Regions from separate parts of the Homo sapiens genome. Here region 2 is linked to region 1. Evidence: chromatin contacts called from ENCODE Hi-C data. All regions are on one chromosome and are shown on one strand. The core of a region is the stretch at or near the end of the contact, and the rest is flanking DNA. Distances in the headings are between cores, read along the strand shown.

The links. Hi-C counts contacts between places; a loop is a spot of excess contacts on that map. Pooled maps may share reads with other maps.
Region 2: a pooled map shows a loop between it and region 1 (2.8-fold over the local background). The contact joins the promoter of AJUBA-DT here to the enhancer-like site in region 1. A Hi-C loop is called at or near these places in 2 of 37 single-sample maps with no recorded cell type and 4 of 50 pooled maps.

Annotation. Positions count from the first base shown.
Region 1 is chr14:22,462,113-22,469,636 of GRCh38, forward strand. All of the region lies in intron 2 of TRD-AS1 (TRD antisense RNA 1), which reads right to left. It also overlaps TRA, TRD, TRDC and TRDV3. Among named protein-coding and RNA genes, the nearest start is that of TRD-AS1, 17 kb to the right of the region's middle. RefSeq lists enhancers at 782-1,981, 2,404-2,623. Within about 2 kb of position 4,544, at least 2 of the 41 ENCODE cell types and tissues checked have a DNase peak (open chromatin) inside an H3K27ac peak, as active enhancers do.
Region 2 is chr14:22,981,804-22,989,327 of GRCh38, forward strand. AJUBA-DT (AJUBA divergent transcript) reads left to right here and starts at 2,521. Exons shown (of 3, transcript XR_007064074.1): 1 at 2,521-3,017. It overlaps AJUBA (ajuba LIM protein), which reads right to left and starts at 748. Exons shown (of 8, transcript NM_032876.6): 1 at 1-748. The coding sequence starts at 463. C14orf93 (chromosome 14 open reading frame 93) reads right to left here. Exons shown (of 7, transcript NM_021944.4): 6 at 6,100-6,212; 7 at 4,091-5,831. The coding sequence ends at 5,412. RefSeq lists enhancers at 1-762, 763-1,728 and a silencer at 4,928-5,037.

The DNA of each region.
Region 1 (7,524 bases), core at 3,294-5,793:
ATCCTCAGAACCTCTGAGCCAGTTATGCAGTCCTTCTCAGACCCTCGATTCTTTAAGTGACAGAATGCATAGCATGAGCACCTGCCCTGATCTACCATCCAAGGGCCCATGCATTTACAAAAAACCAACTGGTGCAGAGAGATATTCAGCCTGACCTAGATTGTCCAGAGGATTGATTAATAAAACACAGATAATCGGCTGGATGCAGTGGTTCACACCTGTAATTCCAGCACTTTGGGAGGCCAAGGTGGGCGGATCACCTGAGGTCGGGAGTTCGAGACCAGCCTGACCAACATGGAGAAACCCCATCTCTACTAAAAATAAAAAAAATTAGCTGGGCATGGTGATGCATGCCTGTAATCCCAGCTACTCGGGAGGCTGAGGCAGGAGAATCACTTGAACCCGGGAGGCGGAGGTTGCAGTGAGCCGAGATTGCACCATTGCACTCCAGCCTGGGCAACAAGAGTGAAACTCTATCTCAAAAAAAAAGAAAAAGAAAAAAAAGAAAGAAAAAGAAAAAAGCCACAGATAATCGAAACCCAGATGATCCAGAAACTTCTTTGTAGTTGTCATTTTCCATCTGTGCTTCCAGCCCTATCTCCTAGCAGCTCCTAACTGGAAGTCAAACTTACTGCCTTTCATTTCTGCTCCCCTTGCCTGTCCTTTCACAGAGGTGGTAATAAGCCCAGGTCACTAACAGGATGCATGGAGGTCTGGATTGTAGTGTTTGGCTCCAGGGTAATCGAGGTAATCACCACTGTTTAACCCCCACAAAGTTGTGAATAATCATCTCACCTAATAAGTTGATTATATTTGCAGGAAGTCAGCCTCATACCAAACCATCCGTTTTTGTCATGAAAAATGGAACAAATGTCGCTTGTCTGGTGAAGGAATTCTACCCCAAGGATATAAGAATAAATCTCGTGTCATCCAAGAAGATAACAGAGTTTGATCCTGCTATTGTCATCTCTCCCAGTGGGAAGTACAATGCTGTCAAGCTTGGTAAATATGAAGATTCAAATTCAGTGACATGTTCAGTTCAACACGACAATAAAACTGTGCACTCCACTGACTTTGAAGTGAAGACAGATTCTACAGGTAGGCCATTTCTAGCTTCAAGGAGCTGGAGATTATGGGGAACAAGAATTGGGTGAAAGGGAAGTTAGAGATGTAACTGTGGACAAATCATTCTCAGTATAGCATCATGCTGGAAATAAGACTTAGGCCCAACTATAGCCTGCCATTGGCAGGGGAGGGAAATGCTTGTCATCCCTAAGATGGAATCTAAAATAAAGCCCATCTTATTTCTTCCTCATCTCTCCTCTTTACCTACCACTGTCCCCTTCATACTAGACTCTGGGATTGAAAGTCCTCGTGCATTCTAATCCAGTGCTAAATTCCAACAAAGGGCAATGCGGCCTATTGTGGGGCTAAGAATCCTAGTTCTTCCCGCATATTGGTGTGCCTGGATGTTGACCTCATGGTACAATGAAAAAGGCTAGAATGGGAAGCATGTTGTATAATTAGCTATGTGACCTTCACCAAGTCACATCCTCTGGTCCTCAGTTCACTCACCCAAAGTCTCCTCCAGTTTTAAAAGCCTACAATCCTGTGAGCCTCTTCATTCCCAATGTAACCCTGACCACTGCTGTTTGTTCCAGATCACGTAAAACCAAAGGAAACTGAAAACACAAAGCAACCTTCAAAGAGCTGCCATAAACCCAAAGGTTAGTTCAAATCAAAGGGCCAACTTCAGAATCAAGGGTTAAAGCAAACTCTGTAATTGTCCACTGGGGCCAAAATGTATCAGATTTCAAAAGAAAACACAAACCATGCTGAGCCCAGTTGGTTCTGCAGAGCCTCTGACTCTCCCAGCAAGGCTTACCTGGCTGTCGGCATCGGTTTCCCAAGCTTGCCTGGCTGGGTGTCAGCAGCAGCCTAAGGTCTCTGACGGCTATCTGGCACCATGCTGGACTTGCAGGCCAGAAAGAACTAGGCAGACTTGGGGCAGGCTAATATCAGTGTTGCAGGCCCAATTTCTGGAAGGGAATTTAATCTCTCCCTGAAGCCACCCTCTTCACTCTTTTTCAGCCATAGTTCATACCGAGAAGGTGAACATGATGTCCCTCACAGTGCTTGGGCTACGAATGCTGTTTGCAAAGACTGTTGCCGTCAATTTTCTCTTGACTGCCAAGTTATTTTTCTTGTAAGGTAAGAATTAGCCGCTTCTTATTCCTATCTCTACCCACACCATGCTGCACATGGGGAAAGGGGATTTAGAAATGGCTAAGAAACCAAGAAGCATTGGAAAGGGAAAATAGAGACATACTTAGAATTAATAAGGTAGGCTATCTCAGCTACTCAGCAAAACAGCACCCCATTTCCTGTTATCCTTTCATTTTGAGTCAGACTGAAACCCATTAGGTAGTATAATGTACTATTTTTCTAATATACCAGAGAATAACCCTCACTTTCACTCCAGGGAGAAAACTGAAGATAAATAAGGAGAATTCATCTTCTTTACTGCTATTTTGTTCATCGACCAAGAGACCATGGGTTATTTGCAAGGCCATAAGTAAAGCTTTGCCTGAAGACTATCCAGAGGAAGCAGAACCTATCTTTGTCCTGATAAAGGGAATGCCAGCTCACACTCCTTAATCATAGGACCAGCCTGTCTATGTGTGGATCAGCCTGTCTTTGGGATGAACCTACACACAGCATTAGTAGTGAACAGCTCACTATTAGCTACTCAGGATGCATACACAGTTAGGTTTGAGATGTCAATTATTTGCCTGTTACTTGCATTCCGTTCTCAGGTAATCTCATACACGAAATTGAAACCAGGGCCTGGGTTTGCGTGTGAGGCTTCTCCCCCTCACTCCTTCTCCAATACTCACAAATGCTCATCAACCCCAGCTTCTGTTCTAGGAACAACCCTAGACTCAGAGTACTTGACTGATCTGACCCAGACAGTAAACATACCCAGTCATCTCAAAAAGGGGGTCCAGCTCACCTGTTATTTTACTAACAGTCCCAGGGACACAGGCAGTGTGGCTGGGTAAAAAGAGAGCTATACTAAGAGTCAGAAGATCTGGGTTTTATCCTGATTTTGACACTAACTTACATGTTACCTTAGCCAGGTTTCTTCATCTCTCTGGGCCTGGGTTTTTGCATCTGCAAAACAAATGAGTTAAAAAAAATAATAACCAAAGGAGAACAAAAGAGTCTCATGACTTGTGCCAACACTGATAGCTGAACTAGCTGAGCTATTGCCATGTGTACATGGAAAGTGAGCCACAATAGATTAGTGATGTCTGCAATGGTACAGTATAGCAAGTACCGGCCAACCCCAGACTACATGACCCCTACGATTCCTTCTAGCACTGGCAGTCTATTCTATAACAACTTTCTTCACTGCAGGCTGACTGGCATGAGGAAGCTACACTCCTGAAGAAACCAAAGGCTTACAAAAATGCATCTCCTTGGCTTCTGACTTCTTTGTGATTCAAGTTGACCTGTCATAGCCTTGTTAAAATGGCTGCTAGCCAAACCACTTTTTCTTCAAAGACAACAAACCCAGCTCATCCTCCAGCTTGATGGGAAGACAAAAGTCCTGGGGAAGGGGGGTTTATGTCCTAACTGCTTTGTATGCTGTTTTATAAAGGGATAGAAGGATATAAAAAGATATAGGACTCTTTTTTTACTCCTACAAGTGATACACTTTGAAAATGATGTTTTGTTCCTTTTGACTTTCTTTACCTTTTGAAGTAGAAAGTGGGAACCAACAGGTTCACAGCTTCATTCCTCATGAGGCAAATAGGCCTTGGGAGAAGAAGAGCGGGTGCCCTTTTATCTAAACATGGAAGGCTCTGCTCAACTGAGCACTAGATTTGCTACAAACCAGCATCATCTTCTTCCTCCTGTCCTCACGGCTTGTCCCACCCTCTATGTTCACTTCAGGAGCCACACTAGAGATTCTGCATGGCGTGGAGGAGGACAAAGTTTCAGCACTTTCTGCCTCTCCTAATACTTTACAAATGAGATTACATTTGAATTTGCTAATACTTTATGAGCAGGCAATGAGGTTTCCAAAATCTCATCTAAATACTCTCCAATCTATTAGCAAAAATCAGAGTAAAATACAGAGGAAAGGCACTGCTTTCTGTTAATTGATTTAACATGCATGAATTAGCTCCCTCTGAGTTCCAGGCACTATGCTGAGAGTACAAAGAAGACACAAGTCTGCTTTCAAGCAACTCACTGTGAAAGTGTTTTTGAAGGGAGGAACAGAAATGAGACCCCTATCTTTCCCTATAAAAACAACATTTTTACTGTCTTTTGCCTGCCAATCTGTATTTGAAACCATTGGACACTGATTCTCTGGCCTGGGACTTTGGCATTGATGGTTTTCTGCCTTTCTTCTCAGCCTCTGCCTCTATTGCATTTATTAAACTGCATTGTGTGCACCTCGCCTCTGGCTTTACTCTTTGCAGATCACCACAGGGGGAAACTCAGCTCTGTGAGCTCACTATTAGTCAGCCAAAAGCCAAATTGAACTTATGGGTCACACTGCACTTTCCTGAGCCCCAAGCCTACAGAGGCCCTGCCTTGGAGACCCAGCCTCGGGTTTCCTGCTGCCTCTGCTGATGCCGCTGTTACAGCAAGAGCAACAGCAGCACCTGCAGCGTGGCCAGTGACCTCTGCTACTGCCACCCAGGAAGGCCACAGCCTTTTCCAGGAGCACTGCTCAGGTGCAGAGCCCTAGCAACCCATTATTGTGGTTCTCTCAGCACCTATGTGGAGCATCAAGTCGGGGGTTATGAGGTTACAAGTGAAAGAGTGACTGTCGCCAACAACTCCACTTGCCATCCCCGACAGCAAACTCCCCCATCATGTCTACTACACCTTGTATGTGTAAGGAATGCTGATTTCCAAAACATTCACGAGTTACCTTGTGTAATATTAGGGTGTTTCCTCTGAAGTTGTTAGGAACAAAAAGATCATATTCTCATTTTTCAGATAAAACAAAAATGCCCTCTCCTCAAAAAAGTATGTATCATGTCCAGAGTCATTCAGTGAGGCAGGGATATTGCTGGGAGCAGAACCAAGGTCTCAAGATTTTCAGCCCAAAGTTCCTGCTATAAGAACATACTGCATCCCCAAATGAGGACAAGATGTCAAAGTGAGTATCAGCTAGAATGAACTTCAGGATTGTCCCATATTTAGCATATAAATGAGCCACCCTCTAGCCCACTATGCCAGAAACAAAAAAAATCCTGGCATATCACAGGACCATGAATTTCCCACACCAAAAGGAGCCTCCAGGGAAGATTTAAGGCAAGAGCCAGGAGGGATTATGGCTGCCTTCTGATCTGGGGCCATGATATGTGAACTGTGAGATGGACATGTGTCACACTCAGTAGGCATTAGAACAGAAGCCCCAGAAAGCCAAGCCACATGCCCAAGGTCTTTGGCTCCCTCATCCCCTGTTCTTTCCATTGTTCTATACAGTGGCTACTCTTGTCCACTGTTTCTGAAGAGCACATAAACTGCTGCCCAAACCACTCACTGATAGAGCCACCTAGGGTACAGCTGCAGAAGAGAGCCCTGGAAGTGTAACGCTGCATCTCTGGGCCTGTCATTATCCAGGTATACGACTTTGAGAATGTCCACCATGTCTCTGGACTGCAGTGTAGTTTCTATAAAATAACATGTAAGGCCTCTTCTATTTCTAAGATTATATCTAATAACTCTAATAGTTCTATTAAGGCAGATAATTCAAGAGAAGAGGAAGGAGGGACTGATTCCCAGGGACTGAGGGTGTGTATCTATTTCAACATCACATAGTCAGTTTGCCCCAGAGGAAATTTTCTCTGCCGGAGACACCACTGAGCTTCAAACTCAGGGACTTGGCAGCTGGAATTCTGGAAGTCACAACTTTCCAGGAGTGCCTCAGTGCTCTGCAGTGAAAAAAAAGAAAATGTTCTCCAAATAAAATAAGTAAAATGGAGGTGTCAAAGAACATCAAGGAGAAGGTGGCTGGATATAAAAAGATGCGGGAAAAAAAAAGTAAATTGGTGAAAAGTCTTTTAAGTAAATAACTTTGTGTCTAACTTAATTTTTTTTTTTTTTTTGAGACAGAATCTCGCTCTGTCACCCAGGCTGGAATGCAGTGGCACCACCTCGGCTCACTGCAACCTCTGCCTCCTGGGTTCAAGCGATTCTTGTGCCTCAGCCTCCCGAGTAGCCGGGACTACGGGCGCGAGCCACCACGCCCGGCTAATTCTTGTATTTTTAGTAGAGACGGGTCTTCGCCATGTTGGCCAAGCTGGTCTTGAACTCCTGGCCTCAAGTGATCTGCCCGCCTCAGCCTCCCAAAGTGTTGCAATTATTGGCATGAGCCACCACATCTGGCCCTAATTTAATTCTGCAATGAAAACAGATCAATTCATAATAATGGATAAATGGTGGTGGTGACTAAAATAAAGACACGGCTGACGGCCTCGCCTTAGATGGGCCCTTTACCTGCACCTGAACCTGCATCCTGAAACACTCACAGAAAATGCAGCACAGGCTTGTCAAGCCCCTTTCTGTATCGGGACGACCAGGGCACCAGGGGCACGAAGACAGCGCTCTGTAAACATGCAGTTCTCCTTTGCCTACCAGGAGTCATTCAGGTGGCAAGGGCCCCGTGAGTCAGAAGTGGGGAGATACTCTGCTTCTCTGAAGCCAGGGTGCTCCCCTGGATCTGACCAGGCCATTTATTTCTCAGAAGACACTTTAGGTCACTTCTAAAGGCCAGGCTGGAACCCAAAATGGCTAAGAGAAGGATGCCAAGTCCCAGACATGACCTGCCCTAAGAGGCAGCTCTGCTGAGCTGTGCCCCAGGAGTTTGTGTTATGACTTCCTGGGCACCTGCATCATAGTGCTAAAGGCACAGTAGTAAGTGGCACTGTCTTCAGTCCTTACTGGAGAGATCACCAAGTGAAAGGCTTTCTGGGTCAGAATGTGTTTCACAGAAAACCGTCCTTGAGTAAAATCTGCACCTTCTGATCTGCTGTTATCCCCATAAAAGACAAACTGAAAGGAATAATCTGGCCTTATCCGGTACCAGAATAAATCTGGATTTGAATATACAGTGTCGTAAGTGCAGAGCAGTACCACCTCACTGCCACTCGCCACCGTCTGGTCCGGGGAACTCTGGGTTACTTTGTCACACAGCGTGCCCCTGTCTGGGAAAAAGACAATGAGGAAATAGTGAATTCTGCACCCCCCAGACAGTGAGTACAGCACATGCCTAGCCCAGAAGAACTCAATGAGCAGAGGCAAGAGAAGGACACAGAAATAAAGCCAAAGGCAGCAAATAACCAAAAACCAAGAGTGCAAGAGAAAAAGCCTTCAAGAGTCAGAGAAGGAGAAATGGGGTTATAGAGCAAGTGGAATGTAAACAAATGAAACTACTTACAGAAAAACAAAAAGCTAAAGCCCACAGTAAGAATCATCTTTTCTTCATATCAGGGCAGA
Region 2 (7,524 bases), core at 1,271-3,770, 520 kb after region 1:
TACCTCCAGCTCCGCCAGCCCCCGCCCCGTCCAGCAGCAGGCTGCCCCGGGGGCTGGACGGCTTGCTCGCGTCGCTGGCCGAGCTACTGGCGAAGCTAGAGCGGGGGCTGAGGGCCGGGGCCGTGGGCTCCAGCCGAAAATCGGGGGGCAACGACTGAGGTAGAGGCAAGGCCCGGGTGGGCGGCGGCCCCGCGGGAAAAGAGCCTTCGTAGCGCGGCGCCTCAAAGGAGCCGCGCTGATTTCGCTCAGCGTCCAGGGAACCTTGCTCCCGGGCCGGCTCCAACGGCTCATCCCCAGGTCCCCCAGTAGCTCCTCGGGGCCCTGACTTCCTAGGTCCCCCCAACCCACTTAGGCGCCCCTTGCCCGGCCCGGGGGTCCCGTCAGACCCAGACCGGCTAGATTCACCCTTTCTGCGGCCGAACTTCTCCAGCAGGCGACTGGCTTTCTCTCCTAACCGCTCCATGCCCTCGGGCCTGGGGCCTCTCGCCCCCTCCCCGCCTGGCACCCTGCGGCGTCTCGGCGGCCGGTTCTCTTTCCCTGCAGCCGGACTCTGGTTCCCCAGGGGCACAGGGGAGGCACAGGGGCTTAGCGGGCGGCCTGGATGCCCTGCGCCAGGAATCCCACAGCATCCCCCAGCGGGAGGGGCTGCGTCCCCCCGCGCATCTGGGGCTGAGCGGGGCTAGCAGGGTCTCTGGCCGCGGCTGTCCAGTCCGCAGGTCTATCTGTTCACGCGTCGACTCGCCCGACTGCCCCACTCTCCCCGGCCCCCGCCCCCCTAGCTCTCACGCTAGCCACAGACCGAACTTCTCTCCCAAACTTTTGTCTGCCTGGCCGGATCTACTTTCCTAGGGGGGCGGAGCGCGGTGTGTGCGAGAGCGCCGGGGGTGTCCGCGCAGGGATAGCTGGTGTGCGTGCAGCGGAAGGCGCTAACTGCCCTGGATGTGGAGACCCGCGGACTGGACGTGAGAGGCGGGCAGGGGCAGTTGGGGCAGCTGCCCCTACAACACTGAAGAATTGGAATAGGAAAGAGTGTGGGGGTAGGGGACGGGGACTCTTTGTCTGCAGTTGGAATGCGCGGAGGGGCATGGTGGAATGTGTCGCGTCCCGGGACCGGACGACAGGAGGCATGTTCTGCGCTAGCACCGTGACTTTGTTCCCAGCGTGGGGACTGTGGGAGAGATGGAGAGAGACTGGTACAGAAATGGTGAGACAAGGAGAGAGCCATAAAGAGGAAGACAGAGAGAAAGAAGACAAATGCATAAAGAGGTTCAGAGACGTGTACGTAAAGATAGCCCTGAAAGGCGACGAAGCCCACAGAGAGAGGTGGAAGAGGGAAGAGGTAGCGAAAGAAAGGGAGAGCTGAGGAGCAAAGAGGAGTGTGGACGATGCAGAGACCGAAGGGTGCGCAGACAAAGGAAAGGACAAGCTTGTCCAGAGAGAATGAGAGACAAACAGATAAACTGCAATAAAAAGGCACCACCTTCTGGACCCAAAAGTTTTGTGATTTGTAAAAGCAGTGAAAAGGAGTCAGGAAAATGGGACTAATCTCTACTTTGAGAGGGAGGGAAAGAGATATAGTGTGTATGTAGAAGCAGTGAAAAGGAGTGAGGAAAAGGTTTGGGACTAATCTCTACCTTAAGGGTAGGACAGTTAGAGGGATAGACACCCCCTGGTGTTGGGAAATGAGATTTTTCTCATTTCAGGTGACTGTGGAGATCGAAGGCCTGGTTTTAGGGCTAGCGAACACCTTCTCCCTTTGGTTTTGGTCCACAGAAGACTGGTGATACAGAGTAAGTATTAAGAGGAAGAAAAGAAATGCCGTGTAGAGGAAATTGCAAATGAAAATGATCAGGATGGAAAAGAGGCTGATATTGACTATTTTAAAAGGATCAAGAATAAGGAAAAGAAACCCTGGCTGAAGCAGCCGGGCGCGGTGGCTCACGCCTGTAATCCCACCACTTTGGGAGGCTGAGGCGGGCGGATCACTTGAAGTCAAGAGTTCAGACCAGCCTGGCCAACATGGTGAAGCCCTATCTCTACTAAAAATACAAAAATTAGCCAGGCGTGGTGGCGCACGCCTATAGTCCCAGCCACTCGAGAGGCTGAGGCGGGAGAATCGCTTGAACCCGGGAGACAGAGGTTGCAGTGAGCCAATATCACGGCCACTGCACTCCAGCCTGGGCGACAGAGCAAGACTCCGTCTCAAAAAAATTCTCAAAAATAAATAATAATTTTTTTTAAAGAAACCCTAGATGAAGCTAAACATACCTAATTAAATACCAGCCAACGGCCGGGAGCGGTGGCTCACGCCTGTAATCCCAGCACTTTGGAAGGCAGAGGCGGCGGGATCACGAGGTCAGGAGTTTGCAACCAGCCTGGCCAGTATGGTGAAACCCCGTCTCTACTAAGAATACAAAAATTAGCCGGTGTGGTGGCGTGCACCTGTAGTCCCAGCTACTTGGGAGGCTGAGGCAGAAGAATCGCGTGAACCCAGGAGGCGGAGGTTGCAGAGAGCCGAGATTGTGCCATTGCACTCAGGCCTGGGCGATAGAGGGAGATTCCGTCTCAAAAAAATTTTTTAAAAACCAGCCAACTACTTTTGCCCAGACTAAAACATCAGGGGCAAGGGGTGGAGGAAGTAGAATGGAGAAGGAAAATGACTCCTTTGTATTTAGATAGTAAATGAGTATGAAAATTATATGCAAACAAGTCATGCATATTATTTTCATCTCAACATTTTGAACACCTTTTATAATCTTAGTGTAGCCTTAGGGAATGTGGAAAGAAACGAGGTTAATATCTTTTGGGAAATTAATTTGTGCCAAACTATTTGGCTTCTTCGTCCTAGTTGCATTGTCTCCCTGACCTCATCTCCCCTGAGAATCAGCCTCTGTTTCCCTGGTCAAGGCCACGGCTTTTCTCTGATCCTGAGGAGAGTTTCCTACCAGAGTGGAAGCAGGGAGGACTGAAAGCACTAGGAACAGAGGGGAGCTATCGGATTGCATCTAGAACCTGCTGTGAGCAACATCTTCAGAATTAACCATAATGTGTTCCCTCCTTTCCTGTGTCCAGATGAGGAAGGAGAACTTTGATTCTTCCTTCCAATTACATCCAAAATATCCACACAACTACTAATATTTGGAAGCTTTGATCCTTTGGGGTGAGGATGCGAGAGGAAATCTTATGAAATGTTGGGAGGCCATTAAAGGAGGCCCATGCAAGAGTTGGTGGTAGCAATGGGCACAACTGGGATGAACAGCCTGTGTTTTCAAGGGATAACTGGAAGCAGAGATGAGTGAAGGGGAAGAAGTAGAAGACGCATATGCTAATAGGGCATGCTCCAATAGTGCTCATGACCTCAGGTGGCCTCTCCACAGTCTAAACTGGAGCTGGGATCTCCAAAGGCCCTCTTCGTTCCCAAGACTTTAATTATAATCTGTATATGCAGGTGACTCCCTAATCCATATTTCCAGCCCAGTCTTTCTTGGAATTAAAAACTCAACTAACTACTAGCATCTCCAATGGCTGTCTCAGAAGCACCCAATATCCTAAACTGATCTCATCTTCTCTGCCTCATGAAACTGGCTCCTCTAACATTCTCTGAGTAAATGGCACAATCCTGTTAGCTGCTTAAACTAGAAATCTGAGCGTCAACCCTATGTCCTCCTTCTCCCTTAACCTCAAATCCAACCAAGTCCTATCAATCACCAAGTTCTATTAATTCTGCTTCCTAAACATCTTCCAAATCTGTCCTCCCCTCATCACCACTATATATGTCAAGTCACCGTCTTTCCTCTCCGAAACCAATGCAAAAGTCTCCTGGCCAAGGCTTGCTCCCTGCAATCCATCTTATACCCTGAGGTCAAGTGATTTTTTTCAGTACAGAAGCTTTACGACTTACAATGGAGTTATGTCTGAATAAACCCATCCATTATAAATTGAAAATATCGTAAGGCAGAAGTGCTTCTTCAACTTCACCATATTTTCAGCTTAAAATGGGTTTATCTGATATAACTGCATCATAAGGTGAGGAGCATACTGAATCATTTCGCACCATCGTAAAGTTGAAAAATCCTAAGTCGAACCATCGTTGAGTTGGGGACTGCCTGTAGGCAAAACCTGTCGTTTTATTTCCCTGCTAAAACAAACTTTCAATGATTTCTCACTGCCCTTGGGTTGAAGTCTGTACTCTGTATTATGAGGTCTGTCTCACTCTCCAGCCTCTCCTCTAGCATTATCCCTTCCCCAAAAGTCTGCAGTAGAACTGGACCTTGTCTGTACTCTCTCTTGCCCCTGGACTTTTGTACCTGCAGTTCCCTGTTTGGAACACTCTCTTAGCCTCCCCTTTCCTTCTGGTTAACTCTTCCCCAGTTTAGACATTACACCCTCTCAGAAGAAGCCTTTCCAGACTGCAAGAGTAGGTTAGCTACCCCTGCTGTATATTGCCATAGTGCACTACACTCCACCATGGTCACCCTTATCACAGTTCATTTCATTGCCTACTCCACTGCCTGGCTTCCTGACTAAACTAAAAAAATCTCTGAACAGCATCCAACCTTATCAACAATGTATCCATAGCACAGTACCTGACACCTAGTAAAGCGATCAATGTTTGTTATAAGACTGAATAAATGTAAAGCCATTTTTGCTTTTCAATCCATCCAAAATGCACACCCCTTCCTCAAAATACAGCTTGGCTGACAGGACCAAGAAACAGCTACAAAGCTGTGTATTTTGCTTGGTCACATAGTGAGAGAGAGGCTGCCGGTGAGACACGGGAACTCTTTAAGCCTTAATTTCCTCATCTGTAAGATAGGAATAGTAAAATTTTCCTCATGTAATTCAATAAACAATAGCTATTATATCAGGAACCCAATTCCCCAATAGTGATAGAACTTGTGTTCCCTTGGTCAGAAGACTCAAGCTCATGACTGAAACTGCCCACCAGGTGGCGGTATTAACCTGCACTGGTCATGTTCGGTTTCCACTGCAGAGCAAGACAAGTAGTCACAGGGAAGCAAAAGGTACAACCTGGGCTGCTTCCTCAGAGCTTTGGGTGGAACTGGGCAGGGGCAGAAACAACTCAGAGACAGGGCATATGTCAAGAAGGCCTCATGTTTCTTGGACCCATCCTCCTCATTTTCTCATCCCAGGCTTCTCCGAGATACTGTTTATGCTGAGGAATAAGCATATTCTGGCTTACTGTTCACAGTGGAGGGAGTTTCTCCCCTTCTAGATAAGTTTTTATCCCACCAGTGTTCTGCTTCCCCAGTAGAGACTGTGTTAAGAAAAGAGGCAAATTTGCTTTCTCAGACTGCACAGAGCATCTCATTATTTTGTGAAGCCCCATGGCCACCTATTTCTGAGACATGGGGCATGGCGGAAGCCAGAGTTATTCTTGGCTGTAGATTTTATTCATCCTTTTCCACCTTGATTTCAATGAATGAGTTCAAGTCAGGACAGCAGGTTTTGTGGGGTTGGTCAAAAGATGGGGAGCCAGGTGCATTCTCATCCCCTCCCTCATCTTCCTCTTCTTGGAAATTAGGATTGTAAAGTTCTGGTGGAAGGAGCTGGGCTTCAGCAGAAGGCAGTCTGTCTGAGGGAGGCCCATACACACGGTTGGCTTTGGTGCCATGCTTAGAGTTAGCATCCAGGTGGTAGCAGAGCTCTGTGAGGCGCTGGGCCCGGAAACGGGGAGGGCGGGCCACCCACACACCTGGCTCGTTAAGACTGTCCTCTTCATCTGACATCAGTTCCTCTGTCACATCATTCCACAGACGTTGGTCCTCAGGTCCAAAATGCCTCATGATACTGGATCGGTTGGCAAAAAGCTAAGGCAGGAACCCAGGAGATAGATTAGGAAGGTAAACATTCTATGGATTAGATTTGGGGAAAAGGTTTGGTGGGGAAGGCTGTGTAAAATCTGTGCCTAAGTGAACCCAGTCCCCAAGTCAGATCTTAGCATTGGCTCACTGTTCTTCTCTATCTTCCTACATTCCTGGCTCTCAACCCTATTCTCATATGCCATGTCCTCTGGCCCTTCCCACTTAGGAAAGGGTTTAGAGTTTAGTATCTTGAAAGAAAGGCCTAGAAACCTACCCGATATCGGCGACTTCGAAGTTTCTTCTCCTCTTTTTCCTTCAGGCCTTTAAAGGGGTTCAGGGAGTTGCGGTACTCACGCCTCTTAGTAAGGAAGTAGGCCACACAGGCTCCTGGCGGGGAGGGAAGGAAGGGAGCAAGAAGGAGGGTCCTCTGAGTAGTGGTCCCCAGCCCGTTTTTCTGCCCTAACACTATTGAATGGGAGGTTGGCGATCACTACTTAGATGAGGGCTTTTTTTTTTTTTTTTGAGATGTAGTTTCACTCTTGTTGCCCAGGCTGGAGTGCAATGGCACAATCTCGGCTTACCACAACCTCCGCCTCCTGGGTTCAAGCGATTCTCCTGCCTCAGCCTCCCGAGTAGCTGGGATTACAGGCATGTGCCACCACATCCAGCTCTTTTTAGTAGAGATGGGGTTTCTCCATGTTGGTCAGGCTGGTCTCAAACTACTGACCTCAGGTGATCCACCTGCCTTGGCCTCCCAAAGAGCTGGGATTACAGGCGTGAGCAGCCGTGCCTGGCCTAGATGCTGGGCTTTCTTGGCATAGGCATTAGCATCTTCACTCCTCTTTGGTTAGGATTCTTTTTATTTATTTATTTTATTATGATTTTGTTATGAGACAGGGTCTCGCTCTGTCACCCAGGCTTGAGGGCAGTGGCATGGTCATGCATGCTCACTGCAGCCTCCAACTCCTGGGCTTAAGTGATCGTCCAGCCTCAGCCTCCTGAGCAGCTGGGACTACAGGTGCACATCACCATGGCCGGCTAATTGGTTTAGCTTTCTTTGCCCACCTCCATCTCCAACACTAACTCCTCCCAAATATCTCCCACTGGAAAAAGACAACTCCAATCGCTTCTGTGTCTCCCCGCTCCCTCCACCAAATAAAACCTACCCCTTCTTGGGCGTGGTGGCTCACACCTGTAATCCCAACATTCTGGGAGGCCTCCTGCTGAGGCAGGAGGATTGCTTGAGCCCAGGAGTTTGAGACCAGCCTGGGCAACATAGTGAGACTCAGTCTCTATTTAAAAAAAAATTTAAAAACAACAACAATCTACCCCTATTGCCACTCTGATGGAAGATTACAAGTATTTTTTTATTTTTCGTTGAAACAAGGTTTGCCCACAGTGGAGTTCAGTGACACGATCTTGGCTCAATGCAACCTCCACCTCGCAGGCTCAAGCAATCCTCCCACCTCAGCCTCCCAAGTAGCTGGGACTACGTCATGCATGCCACCCCACCCAGTTAATTTTTGTTATTTTTGTTTGTTTTTGGTAAAGATTGGGTTTCGCCATGTTGCCCATGCTAGTCTCGAACTCCTGGACTGAAATAATCCTCCTGCCCTGGCTTCCCAAAGTGCTAGGATTACAGGGATGAGCCACGTTACCTGGCTCTACAAGTACTTTTTCAGCAGAAGCTTTCATAATA